2 separate regions of the Homo sapiens genome follow, and region 2 is linked to region 1. A link is a loop called in an ENCODE intact Hi-C map of the cell type or tissue named here. Cell type or tissue: OCI-LY7. All regions are shown on one strand. Each heading gives the region's core, and the rest is flanking DNA. Links, peaks and the distances in the headings are about the cores only.

What was found. A loop is a pair of places that touch in the nucleus more often than their neighbours do. Peaks named below come from ENCODE experiments on the same cell type or tissue, not always from the same donor. Only the 100,000 strongest peaks of a DNase experiment are listed, where the experiment ranks them.
Region 2: it touches region 1 in a loop (3-fold over the local background); 1 of 110 quality-filtered maps calls a loop at or near these places.

The regions. Positions count from the first base shown.
Region 1 is chr6:5,719,449-5,727,401 of GRCh38, reverse strand. All of the region lies in intron 6 of FARS2 (phenylalanyl-tRNA synthetase 2, mitochondrial), which reads right to left. Among named protein-coding and RNA genes, the nearest start is that of FARS2-AS1, 270 kb to the right of the region's middle. RefSeq lists an enhancer at 3,096-3,415. In OCI-LY7, for the core only: no CTCF peak of the experiment used is centred there; DNase peaks (open chromatin) are centred at 2,821 and 3,311; H3K4me3 peaks cover 1,632 bases; H3K27ac peaks cover 591 bases.
Region 2 is chr6:5,623,219-5,631,171 of GRCh38, reverse strand. All of the region lies in intron 6 of FARS2 (phenylalanyl-tRNA synthetase 2, mitochondrial), which reads right to left. Among named protein-coding and RNA genes, the nearest start is that of FARS2-AS1, 170 kb to the right of the region's middle. RefSeq lists an enhancer at 3,753-4,022. In OCI-LY7, for the core only: no CTCF peak of the experiment used is centred there; a DNase peak (open chromatin) is centred at 3,831; H3K4me3 peaks cover 717 bases; H3K27ac peaks cover 768 bases.

The DNA of each region.
Region 1 (7,953 bases), core at 1,776-5,775:
TGTAACAAGTATAAGTGACACCACTGCCTCAGAGAAAGTAGCAGGCGCTGTGAGACAGGCACAAACGCAGTGTTCCAGGAGACCAAGGGAGGAGGGAAAGTTCTGTGCAGAGGAACGGGGTCCAACCTCATAGAGGAGGCTGCATTTGAACCATCTGAACCACTGAATAAAACTAGTGATGAGAGGAACAGCCCCTCCCATGCCCACCCCTACAGCAGCAGCCGCCGTTACTGTTGACTGAGCAGCTTCCTGGGTGCCATGCACTGCAGTCACGCTTTTCCTACCAGTAACAGCCCGGTGAGGAAGGTAGGTACTGCAGAGGCATTGCTCCTTTACAGACGGTGGAAGTGAAGCTCAATGAGGCCAAGTATCTGACCCAAGGCCATACCATTTGCAGTTGACAGCGGTCACGAAGGTATTTGAACTGTGCTTGTTTTAACCAAGACCATCAATGGGATAGCCTAAGGATGCTACTTTCAGCCCCTGTCCAGTTACCCGGGAAGCTCACCCTGGAAGGGCCATGATCCTGAGGAAGCACTGTCTGTGAGGAAGGGAAGGGCCCACTGTCTCTGGTGCAGGAGCCATTGGCTGGGAATTTCCATTCCTAGAGATGGCGGTGCCCCTGGGGCTTAAAGAGGGCAGAGGGGTTCGCAGATCAAGAGCAGTTCTTTAAGAACTGACATGCCCCACCCTCTGGAGCCCTCCATCTCTGCTAAAACAATGGCTGCTCTGCAGTTGTGGTCTCCGAGGCATAGAGGGATCCTGGGCACATGCTCCCTCCTTTACTTTTTCTACTTTAAAAATATCGTTAAGACAATTGCAGAAATATTAAAGGAAAACAATTCATGTGCTCCTGCGCTGCCCATCTTAACACGAGTGCCACTGTTTATCTGTGTTTCTTTACGGCCCTGGCTCATGTGCAACCATGTTTTTACATCGTGAGGACCATCATGCATGTGTGGTTTCAGGCTTTATTTCATTTATCATCATTGCCTAAATATTTGCCCATGCTGCAGCAGAGTCTTCATTCTTAGCATCATACTGGCGGGCTCCAGCCATCATCTAGGAGCCCCCTGGCACTGGGCCTGCTGGTGAGGGAGTGAGGCGCTGCAAATTCCTTCCCCAAGTCTACGCGTGGGCAGCATGGCCTCAAACATGCACACGTGTATTGTAACCCCTGATGAGGGCCTTCTGGAGGTGATTAATCCCAAGTGAGGATTAAAAAAAAAAAGATTCTAAAAAGAAAAAAAGAGCCAGGTTTCTACTTATGTGAGTGAACACAGTGCAGGTGCCGTTTTGAGGAAGGTGGCAGCATACCTAGTCTTTTAAAGTCAGGCCTCTACTGTGCCCTACTGTGAATGACACCCACTGACCCAAATTCATCCACCTCCTTCCAATGCCTATTCCAACAATGATGATGACAATGGTGGTGATTATAATACCAGCTTACCCTTATTTATTTATTTAGAGGCAGAGTCTTGCTCTGTTGCCCAGGCTGGAGTGCAGTGGCCCCATCTCGACTCACTGCAACCTCTGCCTCTCTGGTTCAAGCGATTCTCCTGCCTCAGCCTCCCGAGTAGCTGGGATTACAGGTGTGCGCGCCACGCCCAGCTAATTTTTGTATTTTTAGTAGACACGGGGTTTCGCCATGTTGGCCAGGCTGGTCTCGAACTCCTGAGCTCAACTGATCCACCAGCTTTGGCCTCTCAAAGTGCTGGGATTACAGGTGTGAGCCACCATGCCTGGCCCCAGCTAACCTTTTTAAAGCACTTTTCCACAGCTAGGCAAAGCTCCAAAAATGTCACATGCATCAACTCATTTGCTCTTTTAAGTACATACCACTATTATTTCTGTTTTACAGATGTAGAAACTGAGGCACAGGGAGGCCAGGTAACTCTTCCCACTGCCAGTGGCCAGGACTGGAGCCCGGGCAGCCAGGCTGCAGAGGCCATGCTTGGAACCATTTTAAAATAACTGCCTCAAAACTCAGACCTAACTTCCCTCCCTGCTCAAAGGTCTTCTCACCTGATGATCATCAAACGCAGTTCCAACTTCTTACTCTGGCACTTAATGCCTTGCCCAACCTGCCTCCAAAGCTCCTTTCCAATTTTCTCCCCACGGACACCTTTCACCTTCCTCCATACACCCCAGCGCCCATGTTCAAAGTCATCACGCCATCCCCAAAACAGGCTACGAATTTGGCCATCACTAACCCTCTCTTTCAACTAAAGAAAGCTGCTCAGCACTGGGGTGTCTGCTCCGCATCATCCAGAGATTTCATGGAAATCCCACGGCTTTTAAGTCAGGCCATTGCAAAATACCTTCCCTTAGACAGAAGACATAGCTGACTGTTTTCCACGTGTGGTAACACGGTAATAGCGAGAAACTTCATTTCATCTTTAGAATTTTGTGTGATTATTTGTTTAATGGCATCTGCCCCACTACGTTTTAGTCTCCTGGAAGGAAAGGTCTATGTCTGTGTCTTGTCTGCTGCCTGGCATGGTGCAGGACACAGAGTAGACCTAACATATATTCCAAAAAGGGGCAGATGTATTTCATGTTACTGTGGAGACCTGAATTAGGATTCATCTGTGGAAATTATGGGGCAGATTATGGCTCAATGTAAAGAAGAATTCCCTGATTACAAAGAGTGGTCCTGAAGTACGGTGGGCTGCTATGCACAGAGGCTGAGGGGAGGTGAGTGCAGCCAGTGTCGGGGAGGACACAGAAGCCTCAAGATCCTTCCGTGAGGGACAGTCTTAGCCTCGGCTGGCCCCCGTAGAGCACCAGGCTCAGGCTGCAGGATGCGCTGTCTCCTGCCAGGCACAGTCATGAGAGGAGTTCTCCTCCTCCCTTCTCAACTAGTGGTGGTTTCTTTTTGCGTCCTGGGGGCTCTGTTCCTTGGCTGTGGGCCACCCTGGGGACTCAGAGCTGGCTCTGGCCACCTCATGGGCACAGGCAATCCTGAGACTCAGGCCACAGTGGCACTACTATGGTCATGGATATTTCGTGATGACCACAAAGGGAAGGGATGGCTCCAGCAACGGAGTCCCCTGTCATTTCCTGTGTGCAAACATTCTGCTTACTCCTTGTCCCTGCTAGCTCCTCTTCATCCTGGAACCCAGAATCACCCAGCTCCTCTTGAATCCAGCAGGGAGGGCACCGGTGGTTGCCCTCTCAGGTCTCTGATGGCTGACAGCCCTGTGCCAACCCTTCCTTAGGAAAGGCGTCTAAGCTGTGGAAGCTGCCTAATGGCGCAGATTCTAAGCCCCATCAGAGAAGTGAAACCATGCAGTGTGGGGAAAAGGGAACTGAAATTGAAAACCCTTGCCTGGAGCGGCCTCCCGTGTAACCCACTGGGGCGGCCCTTCCTTTCCCGCCGAGCCCACTCTTTCTCTGACAGCCCCTGTGCGGTGGACAGCCCAGCGTGGCCACCGCTCTGCAGGGTGTTTCCTCTGTCTTGGGGGAGTGTGCCTGTTACTAGCTGGGCCCCTCACAACAGAGACCGCCTGCTGTGGCCGCTTCTAAAATTCATTTCAAGGCACAGTTTGGCCCAAAGCCCTGAAGCCTCTTTTCAGGAAGAAAGCAAGGAGCCTCCCAATTTCATTTTGTTTTCTTACTGCTTGTTCAAAGAACAATCATATAAGATAAAAATACCATCCCCAGGCAAAGAGAATTTAATTCAAACATTCTTGAGAACAGATTCAACAACCTTTTCCTCACACGCAAAACAAAAACAAACCTGCTTCATTCTTGGTTTTTCCCAGTTACATAAAGAAAGGAAAAATGGATCGAGAGAGGCAGTGTATACAGGAGAGAGAATCTCCACCTGTGCAGTAAACGTGACTGAGAGGCTTGTGACAGCGGTTCACAGGCATTGTCCTGTTCGATGTTCTCAACAAGCCTATGAGCGGATCCTGCAATTATTCCACATCATAGATGAAGAAGATGAAGACACTGAGGCCTGGAAGGGTCTGCAGCGTGTCCAAGGGTGCACACAAAGCCGAGTTTTGAATCCAGCAGCCTTTTCCCATGACCCATGATACTACACTTGATATTTGCAATAACTAGGGTTGAACAAGCTAGAAATCAAACGGCATGTAAATAAATGAAATATATAGATATGAGCTTTGTTTCTTTTCTACCCTTATTCTCTTTTTATATCAAACCCAGGGGCACGTACTTGGGTCTGTCATGACCCACGGCTCCCGACACACTCGCGAGTGGCCCATTCGTGGCCTGTCACCTTCACTCACTCACCCTTACTTAATAAGATCACAAACACCCACAAAACCCCACTCACCCCCAGAACCGGAACTCGGATGAGGACTTTTGTCCATCTGTGGAGTCTTCCCCAACTCATCCTCCTGCCTGCCCTCTCTCAGGGAATCACTGTTCTGAATCCTTGTTTATTGCTCCCTTGACTTCCTTTGTAGATAGCTCTGAGGTTTTAGTAAGTTGTTTATTTTATAAAATGAATACCATGCTGTATGTAATCTTTTGGGATTTTCTTTTTTACTTATATTTACAACTTCATAACTAGGGTTTAGAGTTTCAAACCCAGTCGTGGCCCCCTAGAGAAGAATGGAGGTGGAAGTGGGGTGAGGGGAGACTTCCTGAGGCTACAAGGTGGACATGACCTTTCACCTTGCTTCACACCCCTCCAAGGACATCCTCGTTGCACTCAGAATAAAATCCAGCTCTCACCTTGGTTCCTCAGGCCCGATCAGTGTAGCCCTTGACAGCCTCACTGACCTTTTCTCTCCCTGCGCTTCCCCCTCCTCACCATGCTCAGCACAGGGGTTCTTCTGCTGCCCCTGGAACATTCCCTGTGAGCTCTTGCCATCAAGCCTGGGCTGGCTATCCCAGTCGACCTGCTCTTAAGTTTCATCTTAAACGTCACTGCCTCCGCAGCCTTTCAGGGCCATCCCACCTGAGATAACCCCTCTGTCACAGCGCACTGCTTTGTTTTGGTTACAGCACCCCTGATGTATTTTGTTTATTATCTATCTTCCCCCTTTACAAGAAAAACGTCTTGTCTATGTCAAACTGTATATCTAGTGAGGAGTTTTAAAAGACTGTTCTGCAGACCTGTGGGGGTCTCCAAAACCCTTTCAGGGATTTGTAAGGTCAAAGCATTTTCATACTATTAAGACTTTATTTGCCCTTTTCGCTGTATTGCCACTTACATCTTTGGTGCAAAAGCAACAGTAGATAAAACTGTGGGTGCCTTAGCTGGGATCAAGGTAGTGGCACCAGCTTATACTGGCAGTCACTGCATTTTTTACCATCTCACACTTACAAGGAAAAAAACAACAATTTGTTTCATCCATTAAAGCTGGAAAAAAAGAGAATATTTAAAACGTCCTTAAAAAGCACTACAAATTATTACCTTTATTAAGTTTCAACCCTTGATATGCCTTTTTTATATTCTGTGTGACTCAGTGGGAAACACACACAGAGAACCCGTGGTACACGCTGAAGCACAAGGTTGTCTCAAGGAAATGTGCATCTGAGATTCAACTGTGAGCTGAACCAGCAACTCTTTTTCATGGAACATTATTTTTACATGGAAGAAGTACTGACAGACCAATGATGGCAGAGATAATAAATGCAATGAGCCTGCCACTTCAAGAACTGACAGTGTTTTTGGCCAATGATAAAATTCAAGCAAATTTGGAAAATTGTCAACGTTGGAAAATGTGTCTCCATATTTCCCAATACTTAAGGCATTCCTGATAGGATTGGTGATGATACTAATGAATGTGATTTTTTGATCTTAGATAATGAAATGTGTCGACGCTTAAAAGAGTTACATAACTCACTGAACCAATATTTCTAATTGAATGATGCACGATTTCACACAATCATGAAAGAGTGAATGATCCATTCAAAATTGCAAGATAGACTAATCGATTTCAATGTAACAAGTGAAAAATTATATCAGTCATTGATATAATTTCAGATTTCACAATGCAACTAACTTTTAAAAAACTACTACTTTTCCGGTTTTGGTAGAGTGTCAAAGAATGAATAGCCACAATTTTCTCAAAAGTCTATTAACACACTTTTCCCTTTTCTAACAAAATATCTGGGGTAACCAAAACAACTTAAGAGCATCAGACTGAATACAGAAGCTGGTATAAGAAGCTAGTTGTCTTCTTAGACCAGACCCGAAAAAGATTTGCAAAAATATAAATCAATGTCATTCTTTTCACAAAAATTTTTATAGTTATTTTTCATAGAATTATATTAGGTTAATATGCAATGGTTTTATTATTGATATGTTTAAATAATAAAATCTTTTAAAATGTTTTACTTAAAACATTTAAACTTTATTTCTTTTTAAAGAGACAGGTTTCACTATGTCACCCAGGCTAGAGTATAGTGGTATGATCACAGCTCACTGCAGCCTCGACCTCCTGGCCTCAAACAATTTTTTCACCTCAGCCTCCTAAGTGGCTGGGACTACAGGCATGTGCTACCTAGCACAGCTAATTAAAAAAAATTTTTTTTTGTAGTGATGGGGGTCTTGCTATGTTACCCAGGCTGGTCTTGAACTCCTATCCTCAAGCAATCCTTCTGCCTCCACCTCCCAAAGTGCTGGGACTATAGAGCATGAGCCACTATGCCCAGGCAAAGCATTTAAACATTTATATACAGTTTTAATTTTTAATATGATCAATATCAGTAGATATAACCCCAAATAAACAAAAACTCTCTGGGGTCCTCAATAATTTTTAAGAATGTAAAGGGGATCTTGAGGCTATTTAAATTTAATAATCTTGAGACTTATGAATGTAAAGGCAATCTAGAAAACTAGTGGTCTGAGAATGCTGCTCTAGAGCCTAGGGCATGCTAGGTACACAATAAATGCTGAATGAATATTGTAAAGACACATTCTCTTTAGTATTTGTCTGCCTTCTGAAGCTTCTCTCTTTCAAAACATCTCCAATTAACATCTGGAAAACTGATCAATTAACATCTGGAAAACTGATCAATTAACATCTGGAAAACTGATGTGTTTGTTTTATTTTCTTGTGAGCCATAATGCTTTAACTAGGGCTCATACACGTTTGAGTAGCGCTACTTAGATGAAGACCCAATGGCAAGAGTCTGTAAGCCCCAGAACTCAGAAGTTACCCTCAGAATCACTATAAATGTCTCCAACTATTTTTTATCCCTTCCTTTTTCTTAAGTGCCTACATCAAGATAAAAATTTAAAACTAGTTCGCAATGTATTTAATGGAATTGCTTTTAACTATTGGTATTGCAGCAGTGTTGTTTTTTTTTTTATGTAGAGCATTGTGAATGCAGGGTGATCTAGCTACACCGCATACTAAACAGGAGACTAACTACCATTTAAACAGCAGTTTTTAATAGGAAAGCACAGGCCAACTTTTACAAGTGACTCTCAAGTGTCCTTCTGGAAGACAATAGACGTGGTGGTTATAACAATTTCTGTGGTATAATAGAGAGTCCACAACAGGTTTGTGTCACACTAAACGGAAGCCACATTGCAAGCTGTCTCAAGTTTAAGCAAACACTATGCTTTACAAGATTATTTTTGAATGGGCTGCAATACATAAAATCAACTACAAGCTTTCAGATGAGCTGAATGATGCTACAGAACCTGAACTTGAACTACCTTGTCTTGGTAAGATGTACCTTCTCTCTGTTAGTGTCACACCAATGACAAACTGGTGACAGCCACAGCTCCTGGCTGGCCGCATCCCTGGAACTTCTGGTAAAGTCCACATAAAGCTCATCTTTGTGTGAGGCCCCAGAGAGTTGAGGCCTCACGAGGGCATTGAGTTGTGCCCTCGCAACTGCCTTACCTGAGATTTCTGAAGAAAGGTCTCCCGCTTTCAAAATCCCACATTAGCATCTAAGTGCTATCTTTCAGCTACAGCAGGCAGCTCTTTTTTCTTTTCTTCTCTTTTCTTTATCTCT
Region 2 (7,953 bases), core at 1,892-5,891, 96 kb after region 1:
CCCAGCAATATGTTCCTCACACCTTCCTTTCCCAGCTTTCTTTCTCTTATTTTGGGGAGGCTGTTTTTAGTTTGTGAGGTGAGTGGAGGTCAAGTCTAATTTCAAATTGTGCATACTTGGTATTGTATTGCACTTTGCTTCCCAAGGAGTGGGTTTCTCCTTTGGAGGAGGCAATTCTAGGTAGCAGGTGAACAGATTCCCCTGCCATACAAAACTGAGGGGAAGTAAATGCAACTTTAAGAAGTTTTCTCCCCCATGTGCCATATTAAGAAATGCTGATCAAAGCATCGCTCAGACTCCATTCATATTTTCAGGTCTTAATTTGCATGCCACATTCTTTCTTAAGTTAGACACACCGGCTTTACTTGATGAAGTGAATTTAATGAGGCTTGTCTTAAGTGGGCCACCCCAGTGCTGGGGAACTCTGATAGCCAATCATCACGTCTGTGTAATTCTCCCTTCTCAGAGAGGGCTGACAGGAGCGCTTTCAGCCATCTTATCCCACCCTTCAAGTGAGCTATACGAGGAAGGAAAATCAGAACGGGTAAATGACAGCAACGTGAAACTTCCCTGCAGTATTATTTCAAATGCCTATTACCAGACACATAAGTATGAAGAGGCAGGTCTGGTTTCCAGAGTCAGGACGTTTTGCTTGCTCCATGAGACACCAACCCTTTGCATAAATCCATTAAATCAAGTATTCTCTAGTTATGAACATTTGTGGAATAAATACAAGTAAAGACACAACGGGTGGGATATTTAAAGAAACATGATCATCCAAAGTATTTTTCTACCATTGAACTGACTACTAGAAGACTACTCATTGTCAAATCCATGTGGTCTGCGCTTGTTTTCTGATGACACTACAGTCTCACTCCTGCAAGAGACTGTACCTTCCAATGGCTTTCATTCCCAGCCTCTGCTCTTTGACTTCCATCTCTTGGGTCTCCCTTCTTAGTTCCTCACTCACTGTCTCCACCATCCTTTAAACCTTGGTGTTCCCTCGGGTCCTTTCCTCACCTTGCTCTTCACCTGTTCTAGACATTCACCAGGCATTTGGGTCATGTCTGGAGCTCCAGTGGTCAAGAGTAGTACACGTTCCAATCCTGGCCTCTCTCTGCTGAGCTCTTAGGGTAACATTCCCCTGTGTCCTGCCTCAAACTCAGGAAGTCCAAAAGTCACTAAATCATCTTCTCCACCAAAGCACTGCTGCCCCTACTTAATCCTCATCTCCATTCCAACCACCAAACTCTTGGCCGCACAGGTCAGGACTCTGAGAGTTATGTGGTTTCTTCATCCCCACGATCTCTCCTTTGAACTGGCCCCGTTTCCCATAGATTTGAGCTCCTGTCTTTTTTTTTATATTGTCAGCTTCTCCCCACAAGGCCCCCGGCACTAACTCAGCCCAGACTCTCATCTCCTGTCACTCAGACTATTTATTAAATTTTTCCTTGACCTGTTTTCCAACCACCAACCTTACCCTTGGCCAACAAAGTTAAGATAGGTAATCATTTAAAAACTGCACATAGTAGGATTATTTAATGACTCTCCACATTTTCTACCAGGAAAGCCCACATTTTTATAAGGGAATACAGGCTTTAGGATCTAGCCCCTCATCTCCTCAGCCTCGTTTTCCCAACTCTCCCATCCTCCCTATTATGCTGCTCACACTACTTCACTCTTACATTTCTGTCTGTATACGTGGGCAACATGTACAAAGACAGACATATACATTCTACCTGAAATTTCTAGGCCCCTTCCATATCAAATTCCTATTTGTTTTTCAAGATTCAGCTGAACCACAATCCGCAAACATTTCTTGAGTATATAAGGCAAAGTAAGGTGCTACCCCTGTTTGAAATCATGGTGACACGTTTCTAATTTAAGACATTTTTTCACAATGAATCACATATACCTATGTGATACCTCCTATCAGACTGTGAGCTTCTTGAGGACAAGCACTCATTTTTTAAAAGTTATTTTTATATCTCAGACCATAAATATCACAGATGGCAAACTGCCTCACCCATGGTAAGTGTTTAACCCATTTATGGGACATCCTGTGATCCCTGGAACAGATGTGTTACAACCTGACATGGTGCTGATTTTCAGCCGTTCTAGCTATAAGGAAAAAAGCCATTTTCAGTTCATACTGAAATGGTCACCTCAGCCTCAACCCTGTGGTGCTCCAGAGTTCTCTCAGAGGGAAGCTGATCACTTCAACCTCTTACCTCTTCCTTCTTGTCCTCTGCCAGTGCCTGAAGTCTGCAATTGCATGTGTTTTAGAACTCATTTGATCTCAGGTGATGGCAGTGCACATCAAACCAGCTTAAACAACAGGAGAGTTACCACCGGCTTAGGGAATCTGAGGAAGGACTGGATAACCAGGCTGTGGGAAGGGCAGCATGCGGCTGGGCGCCAGAACACCAGGGAACCAGGGACTCAGGCACACCAGCACTTTCCCTCCATCTCTCATCTCTGTTCACCACATTCTCCCCTTGATGGGAAACGTGGCCGGGGATGGTTCCTAGGTACTCACAGCTTCAGCCGCTGGAGGAGTAATCCAAGCGCCCTTTGGTTTTCTGTCCAAACATTACAGAGAAGAGGCCTCGCCTGCCCAGCTTTGCTGGGTGCCCATCTTCAGATCTGTCCACGGGGCCAAAGCGTGGAGTCCCACTCTGCCAACGTGGAGGCTCCCTTACTGACCATGCCTTTGCGGGAAGAAGCTGCTTCTAGAAAGGGGTTCTGACAGCCCGGGTCAGAGGTCCACTATTGCTGTCACTCCAAATAGGATGGTCTAGGGACAGAGTGGTTTGGAAATTACACCTTCAAGAGACCTGAAGTTTCTCTGCCTTCCCTGTACAGACAAGCTTTTTTCTTCCTTTCATGTTACCTTCCTTCAGAAATTTTCCCTGTTCCTCATCTGTGGCAAACAAACAAGCAAACTTACACACAAACACATTACAATTTGACTGCTTGAATTTCCATCCAACCCTGTGATCTCCCCCGTTCCTGTCAGAAAGGGTTTCCCAGGTAACCGTGAATAATTTACATACTTCCTACAGTTTTCTGCTCCTGGAAGCTAAAGAGTTTAAAACTGTATTTTGTATAGGATATGACCAACCTCGTTAAAATCCCTTCTCTTTTTGTTTCCTTTTTTCCTTTTCCCTATCTGAATATTTGGCCTGCACCAAATAATTTTTAAATCATCAATTTACTTAGGACCCAACTTCTGTTTCTAAGGAGTATTCTCCACCCTAGTCAGTTTCTCCCTTTCAAGAAATCATCATAATGGATAGTAAAGAGTTCTGGTCACCTAGCTGGAAAACACTGCCAACTGAGGTTAAGTTGTGGCCTATATATCAAGTTAGGTTAGTTACCTCTGGAGAAAAAACAATATAACATACGTTGTTGATGGAATTTCTTTCTCTTTATCATTAATTCATCAAAAATACGTATTGAGTACTTACTCTGTTCTATATCCCAAATATAGTAGAAAGCTAAAGACCCAGTAATTGATAGTAACTCAGTGCAGTGATGAAAAGACGTATAAACACCAGGCAATGTGGCAATTGCTATAACAGAGAAATGGGTTAGAAATGCTTATTCCATCATCACTGCAGAATTTCAAAAATTGTATGCCATGTGCATTGCCGGACAGGCAATCTGCTACGAGAAATTAGCATATTGAATGAATTCTGAGATAAGCAATTACTCTAGTAAAATTCTGTGTAAATGTCTAGACCACAGCTGTCCTGCCTTATATAAATATTTCACCTGCTTAATTTTCACTACTAGTTTCCTCTTTCTTCATCTTACTACTGTTATTTCCTTTAGGGGAAAGTGAAAGCAAAGAAAAGCAGCCACATCTGTCAAACACAGAATCCAAAACCTACTGCAGGGTATGCCTTCATTCCCGAGAAGTATAACACAAATTAGGCTCATCTTATAAAATACAGTCATGCACTGCACAACGGCATTTCAGTCAAAGAAAGACTGCATATGCAATGATGGTCCCATAAGATTATAGTGGAGCTGAAAGCTACCTATCACCCAGTGACATTATCATCAGTGTAAAGTCACAGAGCAACACATTACTCATGCATTTGTGGTGATGCGGTGTGAACAAACCTACTACGCTGCCACTTTTATGAAGTATGTTTAGATATGTTCAGATACTGTACTTAACATTGTGTTACAACTCCCTACAGTATTCAATACAGTAACATGCTGTGCAGGTTTGTGGCCTAGAAGCAATAGGCTACACTGTACCCCATACAGCCTATGTGTGCAGTAGGCTGCACCTTCTAGGTTTGTGTAAGTACACTCCATAATACTTACATAACAAAATCTAATGACGAATTTCTCAGAATGTATCCCCGTCGTTAAGTGATGCATGACTATAGTTATGTTCACAAAAGATTATTAGGTAACTGGAATTTTGTTGATTTTGTCCTCATCTCTGAACTGTGCTCCCATGGAAAAGAAATTAGTCAAAACTGAGATCTAACCAGGTCTGAGGTGAAATATCCAAACCTTTATTTGCATGGGTTTACCTGGAGGGAAAGCCTAAGGAGGATGTGGGAGAGGGGCTTTGCAAGGCTGGTAGAAAGGCGGGGCTCAAAGCTGAGTTGCTTAAGTCCCAGGTGACAAGTTGACAGTGGGGAAACGTACAGCTCTGAAATACCACTGGACACCATGATGGCCCCAAAGCCTCAACGGTGGTGTCCCCTGGGGGCCCAATGGGAGTCACTGTCATGTCCAGTGGAAGTTAGCTTGCTGTGGACACCCCCTGGGACCTACAGAAATACTTCTGGGGGGCTCTGCGGGATACTGGGATCCATGACAGCAGGTAGGTGGCGATGCACTTGGGATATCTGAGTATGAACATTATTACGTACCCTCATCTGGACCTGCAGGCTGGGGATGTCTGAGTCTGAGAACTCATTTCCTACGTGTCTGATGAGTGCCTTTTCCTTGAGGTAGTTCCCACTAGAAAACAGGGATTCCCTCATTCGTACCAGGCCTCCTTCAGGCATTATCTTCTTCCTGTAAATGTCATGGAACATTCTACCTTGCTTTTTCCTTACTAGACACCCAATTAAATTCCAATCATGATAACACCTTCCCTGGCTCTAAACCATACATGAATATGTAGATCACTATGAAGCTGTACACTATTAAACAAAACAGAAACAAAGCAAAAAACCAGCTGAAGCCTCTGTAAAGACCTGCTGGATGCCTGGATGTTCTAACTTAACCATCCCCACCACCTGCGCATCTGAGATTCAGCCTTGTGATTCCAAGCCCAGTCCCACCTCTCCGGAGAGACCATCTGGAGCCTGGCCAGCGGCTCACCATCAGGGCAGGCGGGCAGCCTTGCTGATGATTCTGCTGTAACAGCAGAGTCCCGCATCCCAGGCTGTGGCCTCCACATTCCTCTGTAACTGGGCCTTACCTAGGACTCCACTCTGCCAATGACTGGATCGCTGTCCCCCTAAGCCTTATTTCTCTGTGACCACTCATCTGCCCCACCACACATATCCACAGTGTCCACTGGCCACTTGTCTCTCTACCAAACATCCCTCCTAAGACAGACACCCAGGATCTTGGGTGCCATTAGGACCCCTGGCAGACATCTGTGCACATCATCAGTCCCTCCCCCCGGGGCTGACCTCATCCCTGTCTATGCTGGCCCCTTGCCTTCTTTGGTTCACCCTCCTGGCTGCTACTCAAGCCTCAGTTATGAGCAAATTAAAGAAAAGAATTAGCACAAGAGACATGGGAGCTGCCTCAGCCTGCACCCCTGTGTCAGTCGCGGCCCTGCTTGTGTGATCCTGGAGCCCAGCTTGTTTCTTGCTCTGGAGAAGACCAGCAACGTGAGGCCCAAGACTGCCAGACCTGTCTGTGCTGCTCAGAAATGTGAACTGGTGAAGCGTGACTCCAGTAGGTGTTACCTGCATATCCTTGAGACTTTCTCACAAATCACAGGCCTGTCTTTAGAGACCTAACTCCAAGATCTACAGTCAAGATAATGGTCCCTCTGAAGGGGCCAGGATGTATCCAAATTCATAAATCTCTTCGTTTTCAAGACAATATCATTAACTGTGGGAGCTATGGTACATTCAAGGCTGAGCCATGTGTGGGATGGGAAGAACTCAGGAGACACAGGTGGATGGACAGTGAGTTAGGCGGGGATGAGGGGCAGACTCCCATGCTGGCTCTGGACATCGAATTTGGGTGGTAGCCAGAAAGAAGTGATCTTGTGAACGGAGGGCACAAGTTTAAAAACCTCGAACAATTCAGAGTGTCACTCATAACTGCCCAAAATGAGGGGGCGGGGGCGGGGCCGCCCCACCCTACCCCATTTCTGCCAGCAATTCTGTGACTTATATCATGTCACAGGTTGCTCTTGGTGTGTGTTTAACTTGCTTGAATCTAATCATGAGGGGGTGGGGCAGGGAACATCAAAGGATGTGAGTTACTCTCATCCCTCATCTTGGAAAGAGAGCATTCCATCGCCACACTACAAAAAGGTGCCCAGGATGCCAAGGGAAGACAATAGCCAAAGACTCGCTGAAAACCGCTAAGTGAAAGTTAAAAAGGATTTCATGAAGGTGTGCATTGCAACAGCAGAACATTGAAGATACAGCTCCTTCAGCGCCCGGCTTCTCTCCCTGCCTAGCTGCTGTTGAGCAAGCAGTCTCTCTGCCTCTGCCCTTCTCTCTGCAGAGACACTACTCCTGGGTCCCTGCCAGGACAGCACTGAAGGGAATCCCGAAGAATCTTTAGGCAAATGGTGATGTGCAGGGCAACAAGGAGGAACAAGGTGTTTGGGGACTGAACAAACTGTGATTTAATTCATCTAATGCTGGTGTCAAGCAGGGCTGCTATGTGATGGGAATGAGATGCACCCATCGTAAGCTGTTAAAAGAAAGCTTGGGGAAGGAGGAAAGAGAAAGGAAGAAGGGGAAAACAGATATCCAGGCTAAAAACAGTTTGTGAGAATTGCTTTTTCGGCTGTCTGAACCACCACAACAAAAGTTCTTATACCCACATCACCAGCATTACAATAAAAATGGAAAAGAAAAGGAAGCAGCCAGGAGAGTTTTAAAGAGGCCTGGCAGTGTCTGGCCATCCCCTTGGTACTGCATGCTGCCAATTTCAAGGAGACACAACTTCTGACAAGCTCCCTGTACCCATGGCTCTCTCAAGATTAGCTGTCATTGGCTTTTCAGCGCTAGGCTATCTTTAAGTTCAGATAACTGCACTTATTTGGCTCTGTCCAGAGGAATAAGACCAGGATGTGATTTGCAAACCAGAAATGTCATCTCATCTGCCACTGTCCACAGCATTTTCCCAACACAGGACCCAGAGAACACCCAGACTGGCTATATAACTCTGCTGACCAGCATCGATGCCACTTTACAAAGTCTTTATTTTATTTATTTATTTTTTTTGAGACACAGTCTCGCTCTGTCACCCAGGCTGGAGTGTAGTGGCATGATCTAAGCTCACTGCGACCTCCGCCTCCTGGCTTCAATTAATTCTCCTGCCTCAGCCTCCTGAGTAGCTGGGATTACAGGCGCGTGCCACCACGTCTGGCTAATTTTTGTATTTTTAGTAGAGACGGGGTTTCACCACATTGGTCAGGCTGGTCTCAAACTCCTGACCTCGTGATCCGCCTGCCCTAGCCTCCAAAAGTGCTGGGATTACACACATGAGCCACCGTGCCCGGCCTACAAGTATTTTTTTAATTAAAAATTTCCTCCTTAAATTGCAGGAATAACATGCATCATTTCCAAATGACAGTTTTATACAAAGTCTCATTCTGTTTCCCTTCATTATCCCAACTTCCCAGTTATATGCATTTGGCTGCCAAGTCCAAGGCTCCCAGTTGTACTGAGGTTATTCTTTATTTTAAAGTACAAGTTAGATTGACTATGACACTGG